3 separate regions of the Mus musculus genome follow, and regions 2 and 3 are each linked to region 1. Evidence: chromatin loops called from intact Hi-C (ENCODE). Cell type or tissue: left cerebral cortex. All regions are shown on one strand. Links, peaks and the distances in the headings refer to the core of each region. The heading gives the core; the rest is flanking DNA.

Region 1 (9,858 bases), core at 2,412-7,411:
TTTGAATAGAACAAACTTCAGAGTGCCTTATCGCACTCCAATTAAATTAATGACGGAGAGGTAGAAGTTTGCCAAGTGTTTGGAAGCGAAGACATGCCTTTCCGTAGGTCACATAGATCTAAAAATGTATGATTGTGGACATCAGACAATACTTCAAACCAAAGAATAATGACAACACAAACTTTTATGATGTGTAGAACTTAACAGATCTAGAGGGAACTGTATTTCCTGAAATGTATGTATTAGCAAAGAAAGAGAAGGTTTTAAAAAAAAAGAACCTTTTTTAAAAACAAAATCGTAACTCTGGGCCTCGGGGTGTGGCTTAAGGGTAGAGCTCTCACCTGGCTTCCGGAGCCCTAGAAGAGCTAACTCTTCACAAGCCATCGGTGTAGCTGACCAAGGAAAAAGGAGGCACAAATAATTAACACGGGGCATGCACAAGGACATACCACCACAGGTGCTGTGGATGCTCGACACAGCAGTGCGTTTCCGTGGTAACTTTTGCCAGGAAATTTGAAGTGTTAAGATGCAGATAAATCCCTATGTGTGTGAGACAACAGAACAGACTGAAGAAGTAACATGGGTCGGTCCTGTAGCTGTTTAAGAGGCTGGGTCACAAAGTCTAGGAGGGGAAGATTAACTCTTGAGGTACGTGTGCATGCATGGATTTAGGTGTCTAGATCCATGCAGTGCCTGCAGTGGCCAGAAGAGGGTGCCAGGTCGAGAGAAGCTGGGTTTTTCCATTGGCATAGAAGCGCTCAGCTGTCACACTCTGCTCTGCTTAGCCACGCTCCCACCCCCTGAGCAGCACCCGGGTGTCAAGGCAGGAGGCCTGTTTACTTGTGAAGGTCTCCAGGGACACCTAATAATATGTTGACTACTTGAAGGCCAGGTGGTGTCCCTGTCAAACGCAAAGACTTCCCGAGAGACTTTCAGCACAAGCTCTGCGTGGAGAACCATCTGCACGCAAGATAAACATCCCTTGATTTACAAGGAAGTTTCCATCGGACATTGAGAAAACTGCCGTAGCAGGCTTGTCCCCTCTGGAGCAATGACATTTGCCTGGCTCTTGCTGGCAGAATCTCAGGTTATTCCCCACGTGAAGACAAGGTCATTTCAAGTTCCCGAGGGGACTTTAGCACAAAGACAATTAAAAGGACCCTCTCTTATATCTTAAATCAGTTCTATGTGGAACTTACTTAATAAAGCCGCCTTAGACAGTTTTAGCAAACGTCGGCTGTGTCACATGGCAGATCTGTGTGCTCGGGTTCTCTTCCCTTTTACCATCCGGTCTTACAGATACTCTGAGAAGGACAGAGCGTGGCTAGAGCTGTCCTGGGGCAGTCATGGGTTTCTGGCCTAAGAGGCCTTGTGGGCAGGAATGAAGGTGACATCGGAGGAGCACACTCTGACCTTACCACTGGAGCAACAGCCACAATTATTTGCTCATTCTTCTTACATACCCACCCCAGCACGCAATTTTAAAAATAAAATAAATCCTTAAAAAGTAACATATTAGGAAAAACAACTTGGATTATCACACAGCTTTCACCTCCTCTGACGTTATGTGTACGTTGTGTATGAAGTATTTACGATGCATATTGCAGAGATTCAAAGAACGTGGTACCTGGTGAGAGGAGGGTTGCTTGGATTTGGATTCTTGTTTGTGAGCAGAGTTCTTGGTTCATTTTCTAGTTGGAGAGATGGTTCAGAGGCTAAGAGCCCCGGCCACGCTTCCAAAGGACCCACATTCGAGTCCCAGCACTCACGTGGCAGCTTACACCCACCTTGTAGCTCCAGTTCCTGGGATCTGGTGCTCTCTCAGCATCTCTTTGGGGAGTGCATGCATGAAGTACACAAATAGACACACATCTATACACATGCATTTTTTAATTATTTTTTTAAAGATAGAAACCAATATTTGTTTCAGGGCTGCAGACCTTATATGTCGTGTCTGTAGTATTCTGAGCCCCTGGTTTCTGCTCACCTGCGTCCCTCGCACACCTGCACCGCTAATCTTTCTTCTTGTCATCTGAATAGGAAAGAAAAAGTCGAAATTTAAAACTTTTAAGAAGCTGTTTGGGAAGAAGAAGAGAAAGGAATCCCCCTCACCCACAGGAAACAGCGCCTGGAAGCAAAATCCGGCCAAGAGCGAGGTCATTGCCGTTGAGGAGTCGGGGCCCGTGTATGACTCTGAAGATGAGCTGGAGTAAGTTGCTCTCATGTGCGTCTGGCTTGTGAGCCTCAAGAGGAGGGGGACACCGGGCACAGGAGGTGTCCGGAGCTCTTATCTTCAGTGCCTTAGGATCTTGTCTGTTTCTGAGCTTCCTCCCCACCTGGGTGATGTGAGAGCCTTGGGAGTCTCTTAGTGCATGGTGTGTCTATTAGCTTTTCCAAGCACAGGGATGGAGAAAGGTGGGGGAAAGCTGGTTGTGTACTTGCTACCTGCTGGGTGTGGGAACCGTTTAAAAGGTCACGGTAATTGGGGCTGGAGAGATGGTTCAGTGGTTAAGGGCACTTGCAGAGAACTGTGATTTGCTTCCCAGCACCCACATGATGGCTGAACCATCTGTAACTCTAATTCTGAGCTCTCTGACGCCTCTGAGAGTCTACATGTATGACACATGTATGTACATGCAGGCAAATCACTCAAAAGCATAAAATAAAACTTTATAAACTCTTTTAAAAAAAAATAAGTTCACAGGCTGGAGAGATGGCTCAGCAGTTAAGAGCACTGACTGCTCTTCCAGAGGTCCTGAGTTCAATTCCCAGCAACCACATGGTGGCTCACAACCATCTGTAATGGGGTCCTATGCCCTCTTCTGGTGTGTCTGAAGATAGCGACAGTGTACTCATATACATAAAATAAATAAATCTAAAAAATATACAGAAAGAAGTTCACAGCTATGCCTGGGAAGATGGTTCTGTGTAGGTCTGTAATTCCAGAGCTCCTGAAACAACACGGGAGGCAGAAGCAGGCCTTGCTCCAGAAGCTCATGGACGAGCTGGCCTGGGGTTTGGGGAAGGGGTGCGAGCTGGCCTGGGGTTGGGGGTGGTGAAGCTTGCCTGGGGTTGGGGGGTGAGCTGAATAACAAAGGACCTGTCCCAAACAAGCTGGAAGGAAAGGACTGCCATCGGAGCTTGCCTCTGACGCATACCTGGGTACTGTGGCATGTGTGCACCCAGAGATACAGTTTTTTTTTTTTTTTAAGAGCAAAGTAGCTGCAAAAGATTTGAACCATAACAGAAATCAGCAAAATCAGCCAAAAGCGACCAGGTAGGCTGCCCAGAATCTCACAGAAAGGCAGGACTGGGACACGGACCCTGGTTTAAATTATCCAAGAATGCCCTAAGACCTGGGACACAGTACCAGGAACACACATCTCTGGACTTGAACGATGATTAAGTAAGGGCTCATTCTCTAGAGCAAGGCCTGTGGATAACAAGGCTATGGCTTTTTGTCTGGACCTAACTAATTCAGATCCACTGGGGATGGACACTCAGGCAGCTCTGGGGGAACAATACTTTTATTTTGTAACTTGTAATTCATCACAATACAGCTGTGTGTCTCACAAGGTTGTATTTTGGACTGAAGAGAAGAGGAGGAAGCTTGAAATATCTTTTAAACATCAACTCTCATGTCAGGGTAAAATGCTAGCCAGGAGGATATCGCTCTAGAGGCAGAGAAGTTACACTGGCCACTTGGTGGAGCTGTAAGACTGAAGCTGGAGAACCAGTGGTCCTGCCCCCCACCCCCCCCCCGCCTCCCCCCCCCCCCCAAGCTAGCTTGAAGTAGAAGGGGGTGGTGGGGGTGGTAGATGCCTTGTATGACTGCAAAGTTGTTGGGGAAGGGGCAGTTCTGGCTAGCCCAGGGAAACTCTAATCCTACCCCCATCTCCTTGTGTTTAAAAAACAAGCCAGGAAGTAATCTCTCTAGCCACAAACAGGAACGTAGCTAGAGGACCAGGCTCTGGGGATGCAACCCATACGTGTTCCTTTTCATAGGAACCCAAGGAAAGTGGGACAGGGCCCTTGATATCTGTCTGTGACTAGCACACAGTAAGAACATGATTGACGTTAGTTAATGAAAGAAAGATGGTGGGGGTGCCGGTGGAGAGACAGACAGCTCAGCAGTTAGGATTGCACACCCTTCTACAGAGTGCCTGAGTTCAGTTCTCAGCACCTACACCAGGTGGCTCACAGCTGTCTAACTCCAGCGCCGGACTGTAATTACAGGCACCTGTGCTCTCGTGCACCCCACCACCACCGTGTGTGTGTGTGTGTGTGTGTGTGTGTGTGTGTGTGTGTGTGTGTGAGAGAGAGAGAGAGAGAGAGAGAGAGAGAGAGAGAGAGAGAGAGAGAGAGAGAGATTGAATGATTGATTCAGGATAAAAGAAAAAAGAAAAAATTTAGCCGGGCTTGGTGGCGCATGCCTTTAATCCCAGCACTCGGGAGGCAGAGGCAGGCGAATTTCTGAGTTCAAGGCCAGCCTGGTCTACAAAGTGAGTTCCAGGACAGCCGGGGCTACACAGAGAAAACCTGTCTCAAAAAACAAAACAAAACAAAACAACAAAAAAAAACAAACAAAAAAGAGAAAGAAAAAATTTAAAATTTAAAGGTGATTAGAGACCCGGTACAATGAGGTTCTAGAGGGAACGATGACTTTTTCCAGGTCAACACTGACGAACAGACAGTTTCTTTAGTTTCTGTGAGAATCTGTCATCAGACTCTGCAGCAACTTCTGCAAGGTCACAGGCAGATGGCCTGTGCTGGGGTGTCCTGGTGCTGGCTTCGTCAGTGACAGCCCCCTGGGTCCCTTTGCCTACAGAACACCCTGCTCTCTGCATCTGCCCTCAGTACACTGGAGCTACAGCCTTTGTTCTCCTGATTCTATATTGGCTCATAGTGATCTAGATGATCGGTTCTCAACCTGTGGGGCTCTACCCCTTTGGGCGTCACATAGCAGATATCCTGCATATCAGATATTCACATTGTAATTCATAACAGTAGCAAAATTACAGTTGTGAAGTAGCAACAAAAAATAATTTTACAATTGGGGAATACCACAATGTATTAAAACATCTCAGGGTTAGGAAGGTTGAGAACTGCTGCTCTAAAGGCCTAGACGTTGAGCTTGGAGAGATGTGTGGCCTGCCCCTGTATCAAAAGGCAGATTTATTTATTCTGTACTGTGTTCTGCCTGCATGTACACCTGCAGGCCAGAAGGGGGCACCAGATCCCATTACAGATGGTCGTGAGCACCATGTGTTTGCTAGGGATTGAACTCAGGACCCCTGGAAGAGCAGACCACCTATCTCCCCAGCCCTATTCTATCAATCTTAATCCTGAGTGGTCGCTGTCATTACTCCCCGGTTTGTATCTGATGCCCTTAACATGTAGATGGTCCATTTCCTCAGTGCAAAAACTGTGGGTTTCTAATTCCTCTGTTCATTTTACACATTGCTGGGTTTCTTCTATGAAGAACTTTCCTTTATCAGGAGCAGGAGAGATGGCTCAGCAGTTAAGAGCACTTGTTACTCTTGAAGAAGATCTGGGTTCAGTTCCTAACACCTTCATGGTGGCTCATAGCCATCTGTAACTTCAGTTCCAAGAGATCCGATGTCCTCTGATCTCCTCAGGCACCAGGCATGCATGTGCTATCCATCTATGTAGGCAAACCCTCACATGTGTGTAAATTAAATAAATCTAAAATTTTTTTTAAAATAGCTTTCCTTTGTCAACTTCATGAGAGCCTGAAGTACAAGCTGTTCAGGGAAAACAAACTAATGCTTGGTTGGTGTTCGAGTGGTGTCTGCTCCCAGAGTAGTCCCTGACACTGCCACACCTAACTGTGACCAAAAAAAAAAAAAAAAGTTTTTTTTTCCCTCTAAAAGATCATTGTGAACATTGTATTTTTTAAATTTTTTAAATTTTGCTTTATTTACACAGAATTCTATGTAACCTAGACTGGCCTCAAATTCACTGTATAGTCAAGGACAACCCTGCACTTCAACCATCCCTCCATCTTCAGAGTGTTGGGATTATAAGTGTAAGCCACCACACCCAATCCCATGCGGTACTCCAGAAGGAACATTGGGCTTTGTGCATATTAGCTGGGCACTCTACCAACCCAGCTCCATACACATCGACCCCAAACACTCTGATTTCGAATATATTTGGTGTGCCTTAGTCCATAACAGTCTTTATTCATTGTCTCATCTTGCGATGTGAAGACTTCCTTCTGATTAGCTTCCCTCTCTTTGGTCGTGAGCCCAGCCATTGCTGAAAGGTTCCTTGCTTTCCTGCACAGGGAGACGTCCCAGTTCAGTGCTGTATGCTTCCTGGCTTGGATCTTTTTCACAAGCTGTGTTTCCTTCCTGTCAGAGAGAACTTGCCTTGGAGATCACGGCATGGGTGTGGTGGCCAGGATGGCTACTCAGCTATAGTGTCTTCTAGACCACTACTGGGTAGGACTAGGAAATAGGTTTATTTCTGAGAGAATTCTGAGCAGTTTCATTCCAGGGGAGATGAAACTTCTTGCTTTATTTCCCTGTATCCTGTTTCCTGTTACACGGAAAAGCTTGGCTTGTGATGAAATTGCTTTCTGCTTTCTTCCTGTAACAGTGACTTCTCTTTCCCCATTTCCACAGCGATCCTCCTGCCTCTCACTCCCCAGTACTGTGCCATGATATGCCATTGTGTCTGCTGTAAAATTAGGCTTTCCCCCCCTAGTCTTAGAGATTTCCCTCTTGGATGGACTTTGTGTCTTGTTGGGTAACACACTGTATATTTCCAAAGACAAAATTGTAACTGTTGTTACCTTTCACACTGTCTCCCTATCCAGTTCTTTCCTTCCCACTTAAACCACATTCGTGTATCTGCCACTGTATCAGTTTTTATTTTAAAAACCATTAGCAGGCATAGTACTTGCTCAGCATGTCTGCATGTTCCCACTGCTCTGCCCAACTGATGTGCCACATTCTTCTGTCCCGTGTGTTCTGGTAAGCACACGCCAGTTACACCTGGACTGGAGATGTTTGGGCAGTAGTTAGGGATTCCAGAGGGTGGACCCAGGCTGTTGACTGTAGGAAGAAAATCTAAGTGCATGCATGTCCTTGGCATTTGGAGCGTGTGCTCTGTGGGCTGAGTCCTTCTGAGTGTCTGTGAAGATACACCCTTCCAGGCACTCTGGATTTCCACTTGCAGGCTAGAAAGGAAACACCATTGAGCTGGGATGCTCAATGGAAGAATACTTTCCTGGTGAGTGCGCGCACGCACACACACACACACAATGCACACATACATATAGTATTACAACACAGTTGGATATGCAGTAGGACAGGCCACACCTTCAAGTCCCCAGTGCCTCATAGAAGACAGGATGCCCAAGGAGGACAGGGTGGGGCTGGTGCACACAAGATGTCCAGTGCATGCAGAGGCCGCTTTCCTTCCTTAACTGAATGTCTCAGCCACCTCCTTCCACCTATTATTCAGCAGGCTAGGGAGTTCTGACGGCTAATTCCCATATCCTCTGAGAGCATTTTATGAATGTCCTGGGACTTTCTTTGAGTCAGGTCCTTAGACGTCAGCCGGGCTTCCACTCTTCCGGTCACAGCACAGTTGTGGGATACACAAACCATGCCAGATCATCCATGCAGAGAGCATCTCTACAGGCCTGCAGTTCTTGTGTCTATGGTCTGGACCATCTTGGGGAGATGCTGCTGTGCCTCCAGCCTCCAGCTTATGGGCCCCACGTTAGCTTAGCCCTCAGCCCACAGCCTCACATTCCCAGGGCACCTGAGACAGATTCCCACAGGACCCAGCCAGCACCAGACTTTCCTCTCCACAGGCTAGTGACTCGGACCTCACGCCTCCAAACTTTCGGTTTTTTTCCACTAATCAAAATAATCCACAAGCTTCACATCTCTTAGGAAAATGCCCCTTTTGTAGGTTCTGACTAGTGTTTGACGGTGAAAGGGACAGAGAAGCAACTGCTAACTGTGTGTGACAGAGGGCTTTGGGGGGATCACATTAATTTATCCCTTCTCTCACTCTGAGTCCCTAGGATCAGGGGCAGATGGAGGTGGTGGAAGCTCACAGTGGCTCTTTTTATCCTAGGGAGTCCAGGGGTACTATGGGCAGCCGGGCCCTCTCCCACGACAGTATTTTCTTTCCTGAATCGGGACAGGACCCTGCTCGGCCCGTGCGGGTGTTCTCCCAAGAAAATGTGTGCGACCGGATCAAGGCTTTGCAGGTAAGGGTTCGCTTGGCACTCTCACTGGGTGTCTGTCCAGTGTTAATCTAGAAGTTTCTAAGTGATCTCAGCTTAGCATTTTATACAGTTGAAAGTCGGGTCACAGGTTCTTCACGGGTCTCAGGCATGCAAGTTAGTCACATTCTGACTCACTGTTGGTGACTGCCTAAAGAATAAGGACAGTGGTGAGGGAGCTGGGGACAGACATTCAGGTCAGGGCACTGTGCTAGGGTGCTGAAGTTATTTCCTGAATGAATGAATCAGAGCAGGAAGATTTGTTGCTAGCTATTGTTGATGAAAACACTAAGAATGGTTACTATTCCCTCAATCTAGTTAAAGATACAATGTAACGTGAAGATGGGGCCACCGCCTCCAGGAGGCCTTCCTATCAAGCGGGCAGAGGAAACCGGCATGAGTTCTGAGGATGACGGACTGCCCCGCAGCCCCCCAGAGATGTCCCTGCTGCACGATGTGGGTCCAGGCACAACTATAAAGGCGAGTACAGTCTGTGCCCTTGAATATTTCCATCCACTCCTGACACTAAGCATTGATAGAACTCTGGAGGACCCTCCATGTCTTCCAGCAAGGTCTCTTGAGTGAGGGAGACTGCGCTGCCGTTTTGTGCGGTTGTGTGGTCAGTCTGATGCCATCTGCTCTGTGCCTTATCTTTCTTGTCTGAGCAGATGCCCAGACCCAGAAAAGAAGGGCAGGGGCTCCCTCTCCTCTGCATCTCCCCTCCCATGGCAGTGGCCAGAGCACAAAGAGAAGAGTAAACACTGAATTATATTCAGCCCTGTTCCTGAGTCCTGACCGCAGAAACCTGTTGGTTTGGGCGAGTCACATGAAGCCCTCAGGGTAAAGGCAGCCCAGGGAGTCTGACCAGCAGTGTCTGACCTCAGCCACTGCAGGAAGTGATCCCAACTGTTGTACCCCCATAGACTCCATTTCACAAAGAAACACCCCAGCATGTTCATGGGCTACTTTTGTTTGTGGTAAGAATGTTAATGTACACATATATAGAAGACAAACAGGATGGCCATTTTCTCCATATTAGTAAGCCAAGCGAAGGGCAAATGGGAATGATCCAAATGATATTGATCCTTGAAAAACAAGTAAAAACAGAGTTGGTGTTTGATAGCTGGGCATCCTTGGATCCCGTTCAACCCTGGCCCTGCCAGGGCGTTGTTTACAATGTAACTGTAGAGTTACCACTTCTGGGCTGTTTGGAATTGTATTCGGTAACCACTCAACTTAGGTACATAGAGTTCCCTCTTCCCAGACACGAGCTTGTTCTTTCTTGTAGTTGTGAGCACCCAGAATATTAGTAATGGAAAATCAGGACTGTGGTGTGGCTGATTTTAAGTCAGCTCTAGGGGTTGGCAACTCCCATGGAGCTGCCTAGAGTATGACTCCCAGAATCTGGCCTCAGGGAAACCTATCTCTGGTCACAGTAAGAGTAGGCTCTGGGGCCAGAGGCTACCAACCCACACCTGCTCTCCAACTTCAAGAAGGCCTGGATGATGGGGAAGGTTGCCTTACTCTGTGGAATAAAACTATGCCCGTTAGCAACTTAAAACACTCTTGTGTACAATTGCATTGTCCCT
Region 2 (9,858 bases), core at 2,440-7,439, 75 kb after region 1:
ACATAACAAATTTATACAGAGCTCAAGTAGTCATACCAATGAAAGTCTTAAGCTGTGAGGCAGCAGAGTGTGCTGGAGGCTGCATCCAACCAAGGAGCCTGGGCCAGCTGCAGGGCCAGCTGCCGCCAGACACCCAGCAGATTGTCTGGATTTCAATGTAGACATCTGAGTTATTTTAAATCATGAGCTGGACTGACCTATCAATTAATTGATCCAATTTTGCTGGGCTGAATCATGTTTCTCTGATTTTAATTCATTTATTTTTAATATCTATGTATCTATATATCTATGTATGTATGTTTGTATTATGTATGTATGTATGTATCTATCTATCTATCTATCTGTGTATATATCTATGTATGTGTGTATGTATGTATGTATGTATCTATCTATCTATCTATCTATCTATCTATCTATCTATCTATCTATCTGTGTGTGCACATGTGTGCATGTGTGTGTCATGCCATAGCATGTATGTAGAGGTCAGAGAAGAACCTTTCATGTGAGTTCTGTTTCCACCTTGCTTGAGGCAGAGTCTCCTGTACACTACTGTGTGTGTCACGCTAGCTGGTCTGGAAGTTTCCAGGGATTCTCATGCCTCCATCTACCATGTCATTATAGGAGCACGGCCACTGTGCCTGGCTTCTACACGGGTTCTAGGAAATCTGAGTTTGGGTCCTCACACTCATACAGCAAGCTCATTAGCCACTGCACCTCCATCCAACCCACAAGTGGTAGTTTTTCATGGGCAGGCACTCTAACCTCTACTACTGCATATGCTTCCTTCCACAGGGTGTGGCATCTGAACCGATTATAATTCCCCAAATCAGACACCAGTGTACCAAGTCCATAATTGTTCCGGACAGTTCTTCCCATATTCTCCTTGTTTCTCAAAGTCCTCTGGACAGAAACTGAGCAGAGGAAGCGTGAACAGGAGCCAGGGTTGACCCTTCTTTGATAACATGCCCTCATCTCCAAGAAGACGTAGACCCATTTTCTTTCTTATCTTCTGTGCTATCAGAGTGACAGAAGCTCAGGAGAGAAGGGATCAGGTCTGGAAAGTCTCTTTGTTTTACGACAAAACTAGATCCACTTTCACTGTGTGGCGGAGACCTCACCTTGCCTGGCTCCCAGCTCTCTTTGTCTCATGATCTTTGGAGTTACTCTTTTCTTTCTGGAACTTCTTTGCATATGACATTTTAAACATCTTTAGTCTTTCCTCTGCCACTCCTTTTACTGTCGTACCCACCCATCTGTCTGCCCACCCAAGCCTCCCGTCCATTATTCCCTCTGCCCTTTCTCTCACCAGCATTCTGTGTTCTATTAGTCCCTTCTCTAAAGTCTATCTTTCCTGCCTCCCTACCAATAGTCCCTTTCTAGCTTCCTCCATCCTGTATGTACTCCAGAGTAAACCACACACCTAAAGACTCAATGTGAGATTCCACCCATCAGTGAGAACAGGAGAGACTTTTTCTTTCTGGGTCAGGATTACTCCACTCAGGATAATATTTCATAATTTCATTTTCTTCTTATAGATGAATACAATTCCATTATATGTAGGCACCACATTTTCATTATCCTCTCATGAATCGATGGGCACCTGGGTTGTTCCCATCTCATACCCATTGTAATTAGAGCACCAATAACACAGATGTGCATGGGTCTCTGTAGTAGGAAATAGAGTCCTCTGAGTATGTCTTCAGGGCTGGTATAGCTGTGCCATGTGCTAGATCTATTCCTGTTGGGTTTGGGGGAAGGGACCCTTCTTACTGATTTCTACTGGGGATACAACAATGTACATTCCCACTAACAGTGAGTATGGGTTCCCAGTATCCCAAACCTTTAAGCATAATTTAGATAAATGACACAGTTTGTTTAGCTTTTTAATCCTTCTCCGGTCACATGATACACAAATTAATTCCAGGTAACAAGAAGCAAATCCAGATTGTCTTTTTTTCTAGCTGACAAAAGCTACATTTTTACAGGATACAACAATATTTTTTTTATGTACACACTCATTACAGAATGGCTGTTCCAAGCTAAACACCTGCAATCCATTCTCTTGGCTATTTTCAAGTATACAATATTGTCTTGGTTCTTGTTCTGTTGGTATGAAGAGACACCATGCATGACCAAGGAAACTCATCTATAAAAGAAAGCATTTGGTTGGGGGCTTGCACACAGTTTCAGAGGTTCAGTCCATTATCATCATGGTGGACGCATAACAAGAGGAATGGTGAGCACATTGCTGGAGAAGGGAGACACTGGGCATGGGATTTTGGAACCTCAAAGCCCACCTCCAGTGACACACTTCCTCCAACAAGGCCACGCCTCCCAAACCTTCTAATCCTTTCAAATAGTGCTAGTCCCTGATGACCAAGCATTCAATTATATGAGCCTGGGGGGCAGGGCACACATCCTTTTTTAAACCACCACACCACACATGTATTTTCATTAATTTTAGCTATTCAACTGTAAATGAATCTCTTGAATGCATTCCTTGCCTCTAACAGGCAGTTTGTGTCCTTTGGGTAACTTCTACCCTTTTCCCTCTCATTCTCCTGCTTGAATAGGACTTTGAAACCATTGCCCTATTCCTTACTGGGAGGAATATCTTCTTCTCTGGGTCCACACACAACCAAGATGCTGCAGTATGAGGTTTGGCTCACTGTACTTAGTCCCTTGTTGCCAATGACAGAATTTCCTTCTTGAGTGTTTCATCTCACCCTGTTTATTTCCTGAGCTATCCATTGATGAACATTTGCATTGCCTCAACTTGGCCACTCTAAACAATCCCACAATGAACATGGGGGTGCAGATGTCTCTTTAACACCCTGATTTTATCTCCTTTGAAAAGTTATACTTAGTAGTGAGAATGGTATACCATAGTGTGGCTGTAGTTTCAGTTTTCCAGGGAACCTCCATTCTGTCTCCCACAATTTACTAATTTACAGAGGCACTGAAGGTACAATGGGATCCTCTGTTTCCTCAAAGTCCACTCTCTGTTGATGCTCAGTGGTCGGCATTTTAGGAACTAGTCTATTAGTGCAGTAAATGTTCATGTACTTTTGGGGAATTGAAAGAAGACAGTTGCATTTTCAGGAAACAGACTTTAAAAAAAACGATCAATGAAGCAACATTTGCACTCACGCAAGTGCCAGCATGCCACAGGATGTCTGCTGGGGTCATCCAGCTGGGGACCACATGGAGAGTCAATCTCATAGAGATGTGGGCAGGTGTTTGACTACATGGGTCAATATAGCAGAAGAACAACTTTCTGTAAAATACTGTTTCTGGATGGGAAATGCAGTTTTCTGTCACCTGAGTCCCTGCTATATGTTTAGAATCTGTTGTGTCTAGTTGTAATCACTGAGTCACAGGGCTGGTGGGACTTCCTTATCTATGGCTAGAAACCCCAGTACAGAAATTTCTGTCATCATCTCTCCCTGATTTTGGAAATAAGAGAACAACTAAACATGCACACATTTTTGCCTCTGTGTTTTGTCATGGTCATAAACACCTTCATTTTGTTGTTTGTTTGTTTTGAGTTAGGGTTTTACTATGTAGCCTTGGCTGGCTGAGAACTCATTCCGTAGATCAGGCTAGCCACAAACTCATAGACATCTGCTAGCCTTTGCCTCCTAAGTGCTGGGATTAAAGGTGCGTGTCACCACACCCAGCCTTATTTTTGCAATCTCCTAAATTAACTATCTTTAAAAAAATATATTCTGTTCTATGATGGTCAGTTTGTATCCTCAACTTGACATGCCATGAAAATCCTATGGGATGAGAGTTTCAATAAGAGTTGGTCTGAATTAGGTTGGCCTGTAGCATGTCTGTGGGGGAATGTCTTAAGTTAATTAGTATAGGATTGACCTAGCCCACCATGGGTGTCACCATACCCTAGGCAGGCAGTTCTGAACTGTATAAAAGTGGGAAAATCAGACAACACAAACAGGAGACTGAGGGCTCATGCATTTATTTCTCTCTTGATTATGGGTGTGATGTAGCTAGCTGTTCTACCATCTTGACTTTGTGCCTATAATGGACTGAAACTTGGAATTCTAAGCTAAAACAAATCCCTTTCCTCCTCTAAATTGCCTTTTGTCAGTGTTTTAAGCATAGCAACAGAAAAGTAACTAAGATGCTATTAGATTGTGCTGTTGTTGCTCTATACTTTGTAACTTAGTTTTGTCTAGCAGCCTTAAGTTCCAGCTTAGAGTCTAAATGTGGAGTGTGTGTGTGTGTGTGTGTGTGTGTGTGTGTGTGTGTGTGTGTGTGTGTGTGTGTATGTGTGTGGGGGGGGAGGAGAGAGAGAGAGAGAGAGAAAGAGAGGAAAGAGGAGAGAGAGATGAGAGTTGTTTCAGATTCAGACACCCCAGGTTTTGGGGAATACATGTCAAAGGATACTGTGATCAGGGGCTGTGGCTGTTTCTCTACCCGCTCCAGTCCTCAGAAACATTTCCCTGGATGACTTATCCCACAGAAACACATCACAGTGCCTGACTTTCTCAGGGATGAGTTGTCTTGTCATCGTCTGCTCTGTGTCCCTTAGCTTTGCTCATTGCTGAGGCAAGGATTCTGACAATCTGCCTTCTAGCCACAGTCAGTGGCTATAAAGCTGTGCCCCTGGCTGGTGCTGGCTGCTCCCATATCTTTACCATGTTTCACTACTGGGCTACATGATCCACATTTGGCTAATTAGTCACCTTCCCTGGGGTTTAAAAACTGGCACGGCCATGTGTCATTACTGTATCACAGCATGGGAGTTATAGAGCCCTCCAGCGTCGGCTGGTGTTGTAGAGAATTATTTCTTTTTTCAGGCACTTTAAATTTGAGGGTAGGGAGAGGATTTTTGGTGGTTGTCAAAGATATCTAAAAGTGTCTGCATTTTTTCTTTCAGATTCATCTCTTCCATACACTCCCAGACAGTCTGCCAATGTATTTATACTGATTACCCTCCCACCAGTAGTAGCAGAACTCAGAATCTTTTATGCTCATTTTTACTTTAGCCATTTTCTATCAGTAGACAGTAGATACGTGGAAATCCTATGAAACTTTAGGTTTCATTTCCCTAATTACAGAGAAGTTTGTGCAGTATTTTGAGTTTTTTTTTTAAGTTTATGGGTATCTCTGTGTGTGGTTTATATGTGTGTGTGTGGTTTGTATGTACATGTGCACATGTATGTACATGTATGTACATATGCACATGTATGTGGTACCTACAGAGGCCAAAAGAGGACATCAGATTCCCTGGAGCTGGAGTTGCAGGCAGTTATGAGCTGGCTGATGTGGGTACAGGGAACTGAGGTCAAGCCTTCTGGAGGAGCACCCAGCCTTCTTGACCTCTGACCCTCAGGCTGAGGTCATAGGGTTTTGTCATAATGAGGACACAGGAAACATGATGGAGATGCATGCTCTGCAAACAGTTAAAAAAAAAAAAAAGCTGCCAGTCAGCAACTGACCCACTACACAGGGGAAGCAAGAGATGGGCAAAAGCTGACCCTGAGACAAGAGCTGCTGTCACAGTAAGCAAAAGATGCTATACTCCAGATCGGGGATATGGGGTTGTATTTGTTAGAGACTAGGTGGTCTCATCCGTCTTGCCTTATAGTGGGTGGCATCATGGCAAGGGTATGTTTGAGAGAATGTGTGTAATGGCACAGGAAACCTGTGACTCGGAGGAGGGAGGTTCCCTTCTGTCAAAAACAACAAAACAAAACCCCCCAAAAACCCCAAAAATCAGCCAAACAAACAAACAAACAAACTGACTCAGCCAGGCAGCAGGCAGTAGGCAGTAGTAGCACACGCCTTTACTCCCAGCACTCAGGAGACAGAGGCAGATGGATCTCTATGAGTTCGAGGTCAACTTGGTTTACAGAACAAGTTCCAGGACAGCCAGGGATTGTTATACAGAGAAACCGTGACTTGAGAAAACAAAACAAAACAACAACCACAAAACCTACCACCACCACCACCAAAACCCTGACTCATACAGAATTAATATAAGTCCCATAAAGACTAGGTTAAACTCAGTGCTGGCACCTGCTTGTAATCCCAGATCAGGAACAGAGGCTAGAGGAGTGAGTGGGAGGCTAACCTGGGCTCACGTAAATTCAAGGCCAGCCTGAGCTCCCCAGTGAGTCTCTGTCCCTTCTGAGGACCATGTTCCTTTGACATCATCACCTTCCACTCGGCCCCATCTCTTGGAGATGCCACTGCGTACCATTGCCACATTGGGGACCAATTTTACAACACAGGAACCCTTGGAAGACACACCATCCAAGCCAGAGAGAAGTATTTGGGGGAATATGGTGAGTTTGGTTCTGGGTGGAAAGGAATGGCACCTGGACCCTCCCATCACCCTCAGGCAGAATACTCTGAGCTAGCTATTTCAGACTCTGCACTCAGACAAAGAGACATCCAGTAGCTGGGACTCCAGATGCAGAAAAAGGAACAGACATGGGGCCCCGAGAGAGATGAGATCAGAAGGGTCCTCCATTCCACCAAACCCTGATTCTGGCCCATCAGGGGACAGGTACAAAGTTCAAGAGCAAACAAGCAAGGGCTGGCTGACTCAGAATTGGGAGAGACACCGCTTAGCCTTAGGTCTTAGGCACAGCAGAGGGCTGTCCTCAAAGGACCTGGAGAATTCTGTGGTTCTGGGTGTCAAACTTAGGAGCTGGGGTCCTGGATGAACTTGCCCAGCCAGAAGGAGAAATAATGTCACTCTCCCACCGATGTCACTTGAACCCACATCCTGGTGCCTTTCTGCATAGGAGACTTTCTATACTTACCAACATAGGTAGTTATTTTTTAAAGGTTAGGGTCGCAGATCACATATTGGCTACAAGTTGCTTTTATTAGGCTGAACATCCTCATGATAGCTACAGAGTCTGAGGTAAAGCAGGGCAACTATCAGGAAGGCTGTTTAGGCTCCTGGGGGCTTTCCAGCATGGTGGGAGAAAGCCCCCTATGTGCTGACTGAGAACACCCTCTGTCCCAGCCCTTCCGGACCACTCAAAGCTTTGCTGATTTTAGTCCACATGAAGGACATGTGTACAAAGACTCACAGAGGCTGAAGATGTCAGAAAACAAAGTAAGAGAAAGGAAAATAACTTCTCCACAGGTCAGCATTTCTCTGTGGCACCACAGAGGGGTTTGTCGACGTCTGCTGCTGGTCCTGAGTGCTTCCCTCTGATGCCAGGAGGAGTTTCTCTATCAGATATGGAGTCCAGGAGGCCTTGGAGTTTCAGGTCCAGGCTACCCAAGGGGAAAAGGTTGCCAAGAAACACATGTCCCCACGAGGTAGCTGCTGTATTTTGTATAATAGTTTGCTCCCTGAACTCAATGGGAGTTTAATTCCTGAAGTCTTACATGAATGGGAATAAGGGAGCAGGAACGTCACCCTACTGTTGTATTTAGAGGTAGGGATATGGCTTATAATAAATTAGATCACTAGAGTAGGGTCTTTATGAGGCGAAGGCACCACACAGATAGGGGCATGCACGTAGTCCTGGTATTGCACAATACAAAAAGCATAGGCTTCATCAGGCCTGGCACCACACTGAAGGGCCTTGGGCCACGCAGTTGTGAGCTGAATAGAAGATCCTATCTCACCTCAGGTATTTCAGCAGAGTAATAGGTTGATTAATAGGGTAGCTGATGTCATTGTTATTTTACAGGTGTGAAAATCAGGCTCCTAAGAGTTCCTAATTGCTAGTATATTAATATATGTAATTAACACATGCCACATAATAGTATATTAGCAAGCTTTAATACTATCATATATTGCATGCTACTATACAGAATACTAATATTAACATCTGATATGGCATACTAATATGATATATAACACATAACATTGACATGAAGTACACATATTAATGGAATATAAGCCATAGATTCATATGCAACTCAGATGCCGGATACAAAGTCTATGATGCAAACTCTAAGGTCTCATCACAATGGTTCCCTTTAAGAGGACTAATTAAAAGAGTTTCACCGAGTCTTTCACACGGAATATGACGACCGTATTTATTGCATCTTGTTATCCTGCTACTTTAACGTTGGAGAAATTAGCTTCTGAGTCAGACTGTCAAGTCTGGCTCGATGGCCTGGGCCTGTTAGTCTAGATACTTAGACGGCAGAGAGAGGATTATGAATCCAAAGATCTCCAATTCAGTGGGCAATTTAGTGGTGGTGTACCTCCCAGACGCGATTTAGATTCAGTCCCAATGGGGAAAGAGAGAATGAGCATGTCCATTTTGTTTTTTTCTAGAGCATGTGGCTCCCCTCGGTCTCCATTCTTTGGATGTGATAATGGGTCAGTGCTATCTATGGAGCTTGTTGTTCCAAACAAGCTTGTCTCTCGCTCCCAGCACTCCCTGCTCTCCTGACTTGGGGGGAGGCTCAGCTGCTCTTTAATCTTTTTTTTTCTTTTTTCTTTATTAAGTATTTTCCTCATTTACATTTTCAATGCTATCCCAAAGGTCCCCCATACCCACCCCCCCCCAATCCCCTACCCACCCACTCCCCCTTTTTGGCCCTGGTGTTCCCCTGTACTGGGGTATATAAAGTTTGCAAGTCCAATGGGCCTCTCTTTGCAGTGATGGCCGACTAGGCCATCTTTTGATACATATGCAGCTAAAGACAAGAGCTCCCGGGTACTGGTTAGTTCATATTGTTGTTCCACCTATAGGGTTGCAGTTCCCTATAGCTCCTTGGGTAATTTCTCTAGCTCCTCCATTAGGGGCCGCGTGACCCATCCAATAGCTGACTGTGATCATCCACTTCTGTGTTTGCTAGGCCCCGGCATAGTCTCACAAGAGAGAGCTATAACTGGGTCCTTTCAGCGAAATCTTGCTAGTGTATGCAATGGTGTCAGCATTTGGAAGCTGATTATGGGATGGATCCCTGCATATGGCAGTCACTAGATGGTCCATCCTTTCGTCACAGCTCCAAATTTTGTCTCTGTAACTCCTTCTATGGGTGTTTTGTTCCCATTTCTAAGAAAGGGTAAAGTGTCCACACTTTGGTCTTCATTCTTCTTGAATTTCATGCGTTTAGCAAGTTGTATCTTATATCTTGGGTATCCTAAGTTTCTGGGCTATTATCCACTTATCACTGAGTACATATTGTGTGAGTTCCTTTGTGATTGGGTTACTTCACTCAGGATGATACCCTCCAGGTCCATCCATTTGCCTAGGAATTTCATAAATTCATTTTTTTAATAGCTGAGTAGTATTCCATTGTGTAAATGTACCACATTTTCTGTATCCATTCCTCTGTTGAGGGGCATCTGGGTTCTTTCCTGCTCTTTAATCTTGATTTTGAGCTAGGAGCGTCTTGCCTGAGCTCTTGTTTGATGCCCTGTCTACATCCACAAACCTTCGAGTGTGTAACCTCCACCAGACACAAGATCCCACACTGCAGTGACAAACCGAAAATAAAGCACCCATGTCCGGAGGTCAGAGAATCCCCAAGAAAGGATTTTTATTTTTCTTGACCTGGGTCACCCTATGTTTCTAATTAAATCTGTGTGGGTAACTTCCCATTCTATGTACTTTCAAATCCGAGCCAGAAAATAGTCATATTCTAGATCTGAAAAGCCAGTGCTGAGTCAGACAAAATAATGGCGAAATTTAACAGCACCCCAAAAACAGTTTTGGGGAGAGGCAACTATTTGGAAAAGGGTACCTTTTATTTCTTGTCTTATTTGTAGGGGCACCATACTTCCACAGTAAGTTGGGGCTTTCTCCTTCCTTCCTGGATTTCCTTCCATGGAGAGTTGCTTGCATAAAGAGACACATGTTTGGTACCTTCATCCATGTACATCCCTGCTTGCGGCAGGAAGAG
Region 3 (9,858 bases), core at 3,300-8,299, 890 kb after region 1:
TAATTTTCCCTCTGAAATTTCACAAGCCAGGCCTCCATCTTCTGCACTGTTCTCAACATTATCTTCCAAGCTCCTACACAACATCCCACAGAGCTCTTAACAACGAATGGATCTTCAAGACCAAAGTTCCAAAGTCCTTCCACAGACCTCCCCAAAACATGGTCAGATTGTCACAGGAATACCCCACTCTGCTGGTACCAATTTGTCTTAGTCAGGGTTTCTATTCCTGCACAAACATCATGACCAAGAAATAAGTTGGGGAGGAAAGGGTTTATTCGGCTTACACTTCCATGCTGCTGTTCATCACCAAGGAAGTCAGGACTGGAACTCAAGCAGGTCAGGAAGCAGGAGCTGATGCAGAGGCCATGGAGGGAGATGTTCTTTACTGGCTTGCCTCTCCTGGCTTGCTCAGCCTGCTCTCTTATAGAACCCAAGACTACCAGCCCAGAGATGGTTCCACCCACAAGGGGCCTTTCCCCCTTGATCACTAATTGAGAAAATGCCTTAGAGTTGGATCTCATGGAGGCATTTCACCAACTGAAGCTCCTTTCTCTGTGATAACCCCAGCTGTGTCAAGTTGACACAAAACTAGCCAGTACACATACACACACATACATACACATGCACATATAAACTCACATACACACATACATGCACATATAAACACACATACACATGCATATACATACATACATACACACATACACGTACATACACATGCATACACATATAGACACACATACATGCACACATAAACACACATACATATATAAACACACATATAACACATACACATGCATACACATACATACACACACATGTATATACACACATAGCCAGAAATATCTCCAGAAATTGCCCATTGCCCCACATTGAGAAGTCCCCACTCCACATTACTTTGTGGCCAGCAGCCCTTGAATATCAAATAGATGAGAGACTTGGGACAGAGGAGGGAGAATATGGTTATTAACAAGATTTATGGCTAGTATGATGGTTAGTCTTCATTGCCAGTGTGGGTTTAAATAAAAATGTCCTCTGCAGGCTCATGTTCCTGAACATTTGGTCCCCCATGGGTGGTACTCTTTGGGGAGCTATAGTGTTGTGAGAGAACTATGTCATCAGAGCTGAGCTTTGAGAGTCTAAAGACTTGGGCCATTTCCAGGTTATTCTCTCTGCTCTGTACTTACAAATTCGAGCTCTGAGCTTTCTGTTCCTGCTGCTAATAATTCTCCATGACAAACTTTGCCCTCTGAAACTCTCAGGTCCCTGGAACTGTAACCCCTGCTCCCACCCCAAAATACCCTCTCTTCCTTAAATATTACCGTGGTCATGGTGGCTTTGCCATACTTTCTGTCTGGTTCTAGGCTACCCCACCATCAGGGACTCTCCCCCTGGAACTGTAAGCCAGAATAAACTCTATGTTTTTTAAGTTGCCTAGTCATGTGCTTTACCCCAGCAAGAAAAGAAATTAAGACAGGCAGTTTGGCTCTATGGTTCTCAACCTGTGGGTCTCGACCCCCACAGACGCCGTGTATCAGATGTCCTGCATATCAGGGGTTTGCATTAACGATTCATAACTATAGCAACGTTACAGTTATGAAGTAACAACAAAATAATTGTATGCTTGAGGGTCACCACAACAGGAGGAAATCTATTAAAGGGTCGCAGCATTAGAAAGACTGGGAACCACTGCCTTGACTGGATTTAGATTCCCCCATAAGACTGCCGTAGTGTACTTTTGAATGTGTCTGGGCAGGTGTTTCCAGAGAAAATTAATTGAGGAGGAAAGACACACCCTCAAGGCAGGTGAAGCCTTCCAGTGGGCAGGGAGCTGAAGAAAATACAAAGGAAAGGAGAGAGACTGCCAGCTGAGGCTCTGCACCCTCTTCCTCTTTGTTTCCATGTCAGCCATGATGTGAATAGCTCACCTCCCCCACAGGAACCACTGTTTAGACACACGGGACCGACCAACCAGTGACTGACCCTATGAATAAGTAATATTTCCCACCTTCAAGTTGTTCTCTTGAGTTATTATTGGTCACAGAGACACAAGAAGAGAAAGCAGACTGAGTTTAAGAGGGCTTCCTGCCTCTTGCAGAGAGGCTCCAAGTTTGGTACCCATGCCAGCTAGCTGGCAGCTACCTGAAGCCCCAGCTCCATTACCTCTAACCTCATAGGATAGCCAAAGTCATGTGACTTTGTGCATACCTCTCCACACACATAAAAGCACAAACAAATCTTTAAAAATAAATACATAAATAAAACCTTGAAGCTTGCCCTCTTTGGTCCCCACCCTCCTCTATGGTGTGGCCTCTTAAAGGCACTACAATCTTCCAAAACAGCACCGTCCACTGGGAAGTGTGCTCAAACGCAAGCCAAGTACCCTGCCCTGTTCCTTCATACTCCATTAGCACAAGCATCCAGTGGTCCAGTCAAGACAAGTGGGTGAAGGGAAGCATGGTTGTAGAACACACCTCACAGCTCTACCTCAAATGCCTCTCCATGACGAGACTTTCCTTGCCCACCCCTCTCTGGGCACAGGGCAGGTGGAAAGCACGGTTCAAGTCTGCTAAAGTCGTTGTCATTGTTAACGCTGAGTTCTGCACATATCTATAACAAGCAATACTTCTGATGTTCATCACCTGTAAATGAACAGACTCTGGGATGGGTCAATTTGACCCCCCTAATTAGCATCGTTGGCACCTTCTCTTGTCGCCCAAGCTGCTTGTGAGCAAAAGGACTGTGGATCTTAACAGCGTCATATATGCCAGCACTGGCCATCTTAAATGCCCTGCTGATGCCTTGAGACAACTACACAGTTCACAGGCGTGCTGAGGTCCTAGTGAAACAGTTTGTGCCAAACTTTCTGCAGTCACATAGTGAATTAGTTCCACTTTGGCTAACTACCCCTGGTGGAGTGACTACTATGGCCCCAGGGCAAGCCTGTGATTGGTCCAAAACATAAGCCTGGGGGAACGATTGACCCCAACAAATTGCTGTGATTGGTCCCAAACAGCCCTTCAGGATTATTTAAGCAGGCTGCTTTGCTCTCTCGGAGCTGGCTGTGGGGCAGTCTCCTGTGCTACGCAGGATTCCTACTGTTACAGTGTCAGATCCAATAAGGTCTTCTGCATGGTCTTGCTTCACTGACTTTAGTGTAGTCTGAGCTAAAATGAAGCCATGCAGCAGAAGGCAGCCTGTGTGTGACAGCTGAGCCAGCGAATGCCTGAGGCCAAGGCTTGATCAAAAAAGATCCTGGCAGGTAGGTGAACGCAACATCACTCAGGGTCACGTTCTACCCAAACACAGCCCAGCCCAGTGTTGTCCTCAAACCCAGTACTGCCAAGAGTGGGCTTCCAAACTGCCCAGTGTGAAGTCCGCAGTCCCAAGATCAGGGCCCCAGCTCAAAGTTCCTGTAACGACTGGTCAGCAGTTGAAGACGCCCAAGCATTCTCAAAGCAGTCCCAGTGGCTGGTGCTGGACCCACCACTGATCCACTTAAGAAGTGACATAGTGGTGGCTTTGGTATGCCATGCAACAGGCAAAGTAGCTGCCCACCTAGACCTCCAGCCCATTCTCCAGCAGCGCCCACAGGCCTGAGCTAATGTAGCTCTGCAAGCATGGCGCTACTGCCCAGGACCCGCTAAGAATCCAGGCTGGGAATCCCACGAGCCCACTAGGATTCTGCTCCTAGTGAGAAAGGATACCCACCCCTTAATGATCGCAGCCACCCCCAGGACCCATTCAGAAACTGCAGCTCCACTTCTCAAATGCTGCCCTAACGGAGGCAAGTATCCCCTCCCCAAGTTATCCTGGTGATAGGACTGACAACGGAAGGAACAGTTTCCAGTGGCTGAGCAGAAAGAAGCAGCAAAGTGGAAGTAGGGATGAAGCTGTCAAATGCATGCCCACACGAGAGGCGTACACGAGACTTATCGCTAGGGGGCGCCACCCGCCACTGCTTCCACCCACCCGCACTGATGTGAAGCCCACATTTCCAGAGACCAGCTTTAGAAGAGTTTCTTGCCTACCTTGGACTTCTATCCGGGTAGCGCAAAAGAACTCTCTGGCAGTGGCTGGGTGGCCGTTTGCTGGCCCCTCCACCGGCTCAGACGAAGGAATTGTACTTCAGGTGCTTCGGCTTTCCCATGAATTTTTTGAGGTCCTTATCTTGGGAATTTTGCCACAAAGACTTCCCATTCATTATAAAAATATTGTATGTCATGTTCGCTGGAGGATACCTAACATGAAGAAAACAAACCACCACACGGCTCACTAAACACACAGGAGGGCCACTGCGGTTTCTGATGGATCTGAATTCTATTACCTCAGGGAAGGTCTGTCCTGAATGACAGGCCCTCTGACCCAGGGTCACAAGGTGCCTCTAGGAAACGCCTCCATTGCTTGCTTTTCTCCCCACCCCCCCCCACCCCAACACACACACCCACCCCCAACCCCACCCCCGCTCATCCTAACCAGTTTTTTTCCAAGAGAAAATAACTGATCCAAGGATGGGCCCTGGTCAGGTCTGTAAGGTGAGCCAAGCTTAATTTCAGACCCCTCAAATCCAGGTTCCCCAACCCTGTCTCAGAAGAGTAAGCTGGACGTGAGGTAGCTGTTGGCTAGTCTGCTTGGGTGGACTACGTGCCAGAGGCCTTGGCACTTAGAGAAGGGAGTGATAAGCTCTCAAGGAGAAAGTTAACTACCACAGCCTCAGACCCAAAACAAAGGGTGACAAGATGAGTGTCACCACAGGAGGTGGCCTGTAGCTGGCTGCCATCAGGAATGTGTGTCTCAGAGGATGCAGAGGGGCGCATATGCTGTTCTTTCAAGTTATTTGCTTCTGCTGTCTGCCTAAGGTCCCTGTCTGTGCCTAAACCCTGTCTTTGCCCCCTTGAGGTTCCTGCTGTGCCAGGCATTAACCCATTGTTGACAGGATCGTGAGAGTGTCTAGGAAGACAGAGACAGTCTACTAGAGGAAGTCTAGTCAGCACAGGCAAACCAGCATACACTGACTGGATTCAGCCTCGCTCTCTCCCCACATCCACCCCCCCCCACTCTGCACCTTCTCATAGCCGTGCTTTGCCTTTTTTGCATCTAGAGTCTGTAGCCAGGTGTGATGTCGCACACCTTTAGACCCAGCATCCCAGAGGCAGAAGCAGGTAGATCTCTGAGTTGAAGGCCAGCCTGGTCTACAAAGTGAGTTCTGGGACGGCCAGAGCTACACAGAGAAACTCTGTTTCAGGGGGAGGGGGAGGGGAATAGATTAGTTTCCAGTCTTCTAACCAGAAGCTCTGCCATCTCCCCTCCAGTTTCCTCTTGGTATGAGGAAACCTGGCTAATCTGTGTGGCCTTGAGAAGTAAGTCAGGGACTCCAGAGTTTCAGAGTGCCTCAGAATTGTCAGATAGTGGCTGAAACCCATCACCTGGGAACTTTTATTGACCATGCTAGGAGATGCCAAGACATAACAGGAAGACATTCCTGTCTTCCCAACATCTGTGATCTGTAAAAAGCAACTGTGCTTCAAACTCCTTGAGTCATTTGTTTGCTTAAAAACAACAACAAAACCCACTTTTGGGGGGGTGGGGAGTTTGAGACAGGGTTTCTCTGTGTAGCCCTGGCTGTCCTGAAACTCACTCTGTAGACCAGGCTGTCCTCAAACTCTGAAACCCACCTGAATCTGCCTCCCAAGTGCTGGGATTAAAGGCGTGCGCCACCACTGCCTGGCAAAACCCACTTACATTAACTTGCATGTATGGGTGTTTCGCCAGCATGTACCGAATGCATGCAGTGCCCTGGGAGGCCAGAAGAGGGCACTGGATTCTCCTAAAACTGGAACGGAAAGTGGTTATGACCCACCTGTGCAGAACGGAACCTGAGCCATCTCTCCACCACCCAACTTCTCGAATTCTTAGCAGACAGATGCCAAGAGCCACTCACTTTGTCTGTCTCCGCCTTTTATATGTGACCAGTGTGAACACCACCAGCACCGTCACCAGGAGGACTGCTGCCATGGCAACGGTAGCAGAGATGATATTCTTCTGCAGGAAGCTCAGCAGCTGTCCGCACGGCAGACTCTCCCTGGAGGCACCTAGGTAGGAAGACACAAGAGCAGAAGCTAGAGGAGGCCTGAATCCATCCCTGACAGGTGACTAGCAACCAGGACAATCCGGTGGGCGGCCTTGCTCAGAGCAGAAGTATACATACTAGCACCTCAGCCACTGGCTTCAAAAGTCCAGCGGGGGAAGGGACAGGCCTTGCCGCCAGTGACAAGCTGAGATTCAGAGGGTGTGGGCTGACAAGCAGCAGCACGTTCATGAAGAAGAATGAACAAACCATAGGGTGCAGGAAGTAAGAAGACAGGAGGTGAGGTCCGTGGGGAGGCAGAGCGAGGAGGAGGAGGTGGAGAGGAGGCAGGAACGTCCGACTTCAAAGGCTTGGAGAATCACGGACAGTGTAGTTCAGTGGTAACCCAATTGTTTAACAGGCTGGAGACACCGGATTAAATCTCCGGCACCGGAAACTGGACAGCAAAGGGCAGAGTATTTGAATTACAGCTACTCACCTGGCAGTGGCCAAAATAACTCTCTATTGCCCCCTTCTTCCTGCCCCACAAGCTTTTAGAAATTCTACTGCAGATTCAGTCTGCCTTGTGTGTGTAAGCATGATTGGTCATCTTGACTGTGATCTTGATACAACGGAGACACACACAGGAGATTAGAATGAGTGCTCGTGTGTGTGTGTGTGTGTGTGTGTGTATGTGAGAGTGTTCCCATGGCTGACATGTGAGACAGTGACAGAAGGCAGAGATTCATCTTGAATTTGGGTGGCACTCTCCAAAAGGCTAAGAACCCACACAGAATAAAAATAGGAAAGGAGGGAGCCAGCCAATGAGGGGAGGCATTTTCCTCTACTTCCGGCCAGCATGTAGTCAGTGGCTGTTCTCCACCATGCTTTCTGCCTTATCAGAGCCTCAGATCAAGGGGACAGCTGACCATAGACTGGCACCTCTGAAATCCAGAGCCAAGATAAGCTCTTGAATTTGCTCCTCTCACATATTTGCCACAGTGATGAAAAACTGACCAAGATTGTGATTTGAAAGATTCCTGACTGTCATCCTGTGTAGATGGTGCCAGAGATGGCCTTGACTTCTGACAACCCTCTGGGGACTTTGAGAGATCACAAGGCTGGCTTTGGAATGCCAGCTGACATTTGTAGACTTGGGGAGTGGGGCGTCTCTGATTCCATTTATAATCTGGTCAGAGGAAGGGGAGGGTTTGAAGACTTGGGAGAAAAGATACGTTGAGAGGAAGGAGCGTCCGAGTGACGAATGCTGAAGAGATTGGGCAACACAGGCAGAGAGTGCTGCCCAAGGGCTGTCTTGGGTTAGGGGGTAAAACCGGAGCCCAAACCTTCCTCCCAGGTCCATGAGGAGTATCTCTGAGGGCTATGCTGCAAAAATTCAGCACTAGCAAGTTTAACATTACATTTTCTTTATTTTGTGTGTCTGTGTGTGTATGTAAGTGCGCCTACACTCGCTATGCACGAGTGTAGCCAATTTGTGGGAGTCCGTTCTCTTGTCCTGCCAGGAGGGTCTGGAGGATTGGACTACAGTTGCCAGGCTTGGTGGTTAATTCCTGAAAGTGAGGAAGGAATAACAGGGTAGACGGAGCGGCTGTATGGACAGGTATAGTGGGCACGGTACCAGCATGGGCTCAGCCTCTCCCCACTATCAACAAGTGCAGGCTCAGTCAACCCAACAAGAAGGAAGAAGCCAGACCCCTAGGAGATTAGATTAACCTAGGACAGCCTCAGGACCCAGCAGGGGCAGCGCCTCAGACAAGGATCCCACATTCTAAATGACCCTGGCTTTCTAGAAAAACAAAACAAAACAAAACAAAACAAAACAAAAAAAACATGAAAATCCTTTAGAAAAAAATGATCAACTTTTTGAAATATATTTAATTCATTATGTGTAGGCCCTATGACTTGTCTGTTTTCTGTTTTGCTTTTTAGACAGTGTCACTATGTAGCCCAGGCTGGCCTTAAACTCATGGTCCTCCTGCCGCAGCCTACAGGAATGTGACCCACACGAGCTGTCTGCACATTTCTGCAGGCGATTTAAAGGTACACTGACTCTATTCGGCTAAAATACCATGAAATAAAAAAGACATGTTCTGGAACCCTCCATACTTGAGACTTAGAGCATATTTTAAGGATGGTACCTCGGGTGCTTTTTTGGAGCGTTTCGTTGTCTTCAGCGGTCAATTGAGGGCTCACGTCCCTGTTGAATAGAGATGGCTCTTTATTCTCAGCACTATGAGCTACAGAAGACAAAAGAGAAGGCGAGATTGAATGCCACCCAAAGGTCCACATACTAAAGGCTCGGTCAGGGGGCTCTCTGACAAGGTACCAGAACCTATAGGGGGTGGGGCCTATGGAAGGTTTTAAGGCTATGCCCTAGAGGATTCTGGAATTCTACCACCTCCTCCTCCTCCTCCTCCTCCTCATCTTCCTCCTCCTTGTCTTCCTCCTCCTCATCTTCCTCCTCCTCCTCCTCCTTGTCTTCCTCCTCCTCATCTTCTTCCTCCTCCTGCTCCTCTTCTTCCTCCTCCTCCTCATCTTCCTCCTCCTCCTCCTTGTCTTCCTCCTCCTCATCTTCCTCCTCCTCCTCCTTCTCCTCCTCCTCCTTGTCTTCCTCCTCCTCCTCCTCTTCTTCCTCCTCTTCCTTTTCCTCCTCCTCCTCCTCTTCTTCCTCCTCCTCCTCATCTTCCTCCTCCTCCTCCTTGTCTTCCTCCTCCTCATCTTCCTCCTCCTCCTCCTTCTCCTCCTCCTCCTTGTCTTCCTCCTCCTCATCTTCTTCCTCCTCCTCCTCATCTTCTTCCTCCTCCTCCTTTTCCTCCTCCTCCTCCTCTTTTTCCTCCTCCTCCTCATCTTCCTCCTCCTCCTCCTTCTTGTCTTCCTCCTCCTTCTCCTCCTCCTCCTCCTTGCCTTCCTCCTCCTTGTCTTCCTCCTCCTCCTCTTCTTCCTCCTCCTCCTCTTCTTCCTCCTCCTCCTCCTCATCTTCTTCCTCCTCCTCCTCATCTTTCTCCTCCTCCTCATCTTTCTCCTCCTCCTCCTTCTTGTCTTCCTCCTCCTTCTCCTCCTCCTCCTCCTCCTTGCCTTCCTCCTCCTTGTCTTCCTCCTCCTCCTCCTTGCCTTCCTCCTCCTCATCTTCTTCCTCCTCGTCTTCCTCCTCCTCCTTCTTCCTCTCTCCCTCTGCCTCTCTCCCTTTCCTCTCCCTCTCCCTCTCCTTTCTCTCCTTGGACATGGAGAGTCAGATTTGATCTCTCACACACTCCTACCATGTTGCTCTACCTCTCCACAGGCCCCAGACATGGAAACATGGGCAGCCATAGGTTAGAATTTCTAAAGGTGTCAGTCAGCATCTTCTAAGCTGATCATGCCAGGTATTTTATTATAGGGATAGAAAGATAACAGTAACAGTTTTACTATGCTCATTGGCCAATTCTGTTTTTATAATAGAGAAGCTTGTGTGTTGTATGTGTGTGTGCACACATGCACGAACGTGCATGTATGCAAGTGTGTGTGCATGTGTGTCATGTGTGTTCATGGGTGGGTCACATGTGCACCCTTGGGTGTGTGCATGTCACAGCACATGTGTGGAAGCCAGAGGACAGTTTTCACCTTTTGTATTGTTTGAGACGGGGGTCTCTCTGTTGTCAGCCACTGTGTACCAGGTGAGCTGGCCCTGAAGCTTCCAGGGACCCTCCTGCCCTCACCTTCCATCTCACCCCTGCAGCACTGGCTCACACACGCACACGCACATACTCCCACATACAGCTTTCTGTGAGTTA

What was found. Hi-C counts contacts between places; a loop is a spot of excess contacts. Peaks named below come from ENCODE experiments on the same cell type or tissue, not always from the same donor. Only the 100,000 strongest peaks of a DNase experiment are listed, where the experiment ranks them.
Region 2: it touches region 1 in a loop (2.2-fold over the local background); 2 of 42 quality-filtered maps call a loop at or near these places.
Region 3: a loop joins it to region 1, with 3 times the contacts of the local background. A loop is called at or near these places in 4 of 42 quality-filtered maps.

What each region holds. Positions count from the first base shown.
Region 1 is chr1:37,630,212-37,640,069 of GRCm38, reverse strand. Cracdl (capping protein inhibiting regulator of actin like) reads left to right here. Exons shown (of 10, transcript NM_028096.1): 3 at 2,041-2,209; 4 at 8,119-8,254; 5 at 8,588-8,749. Among named protein-coding and RNA genes, the nearest start is that of 4930470B04Rik, 18 kb to the left of the region's middle. In left cerebral cortex, for the core only: CTCF peaks have their summits at 3,671 (motif pointing right) and 5,214 (motif pointing right); DNase peaks (open chromatin) are centred at 3,683 and 5,227.
Region 2 is chr1:37,555,402-37,565,259 of GRCm38, reverse strand. No RefSeq gene overlaps it. Among named protein-coding and RNA genes, the nearest start is that of Mgat4a, 19 kb to the right of the region's middle. In left cerebral cortex, for the core only: no CTCF peak of the experiment used is centred there; DNase peaks (open chromatin) are centred at 3,192 and 4,715.
Region 3 is chr1:36,740,745-36,750,602 of GRCm38, reverse strand. It overlaps 4933424G06Rik (RIKEN cDNA 4933424G06 gene), which reads right to left. Exons shown (of 9, transcript NM_001374322.1): 6 at 8,227-8,325; 7 at 5,942-6,092; 8 at 4,032-4,241. The coding sequence ends at 4,109. Gm33533 (a long non-coding RNA gene) reads left to right here and starts at 5,811. Exons shown (of 7, transcript XR_865346.3): 1 at 5,811-6,149. In left cerebral cortex, for the core only: CTCF peaks have their summits at 3,959 (motif pointing right) and 5,813 (motif pointing right); DNase peaks (open chromatin) are centred at 3,950, 5,863, 5,980 and 6,853; H3K4me3 peaks cover 466 bases; H3K27ac peaks cover 762 bases.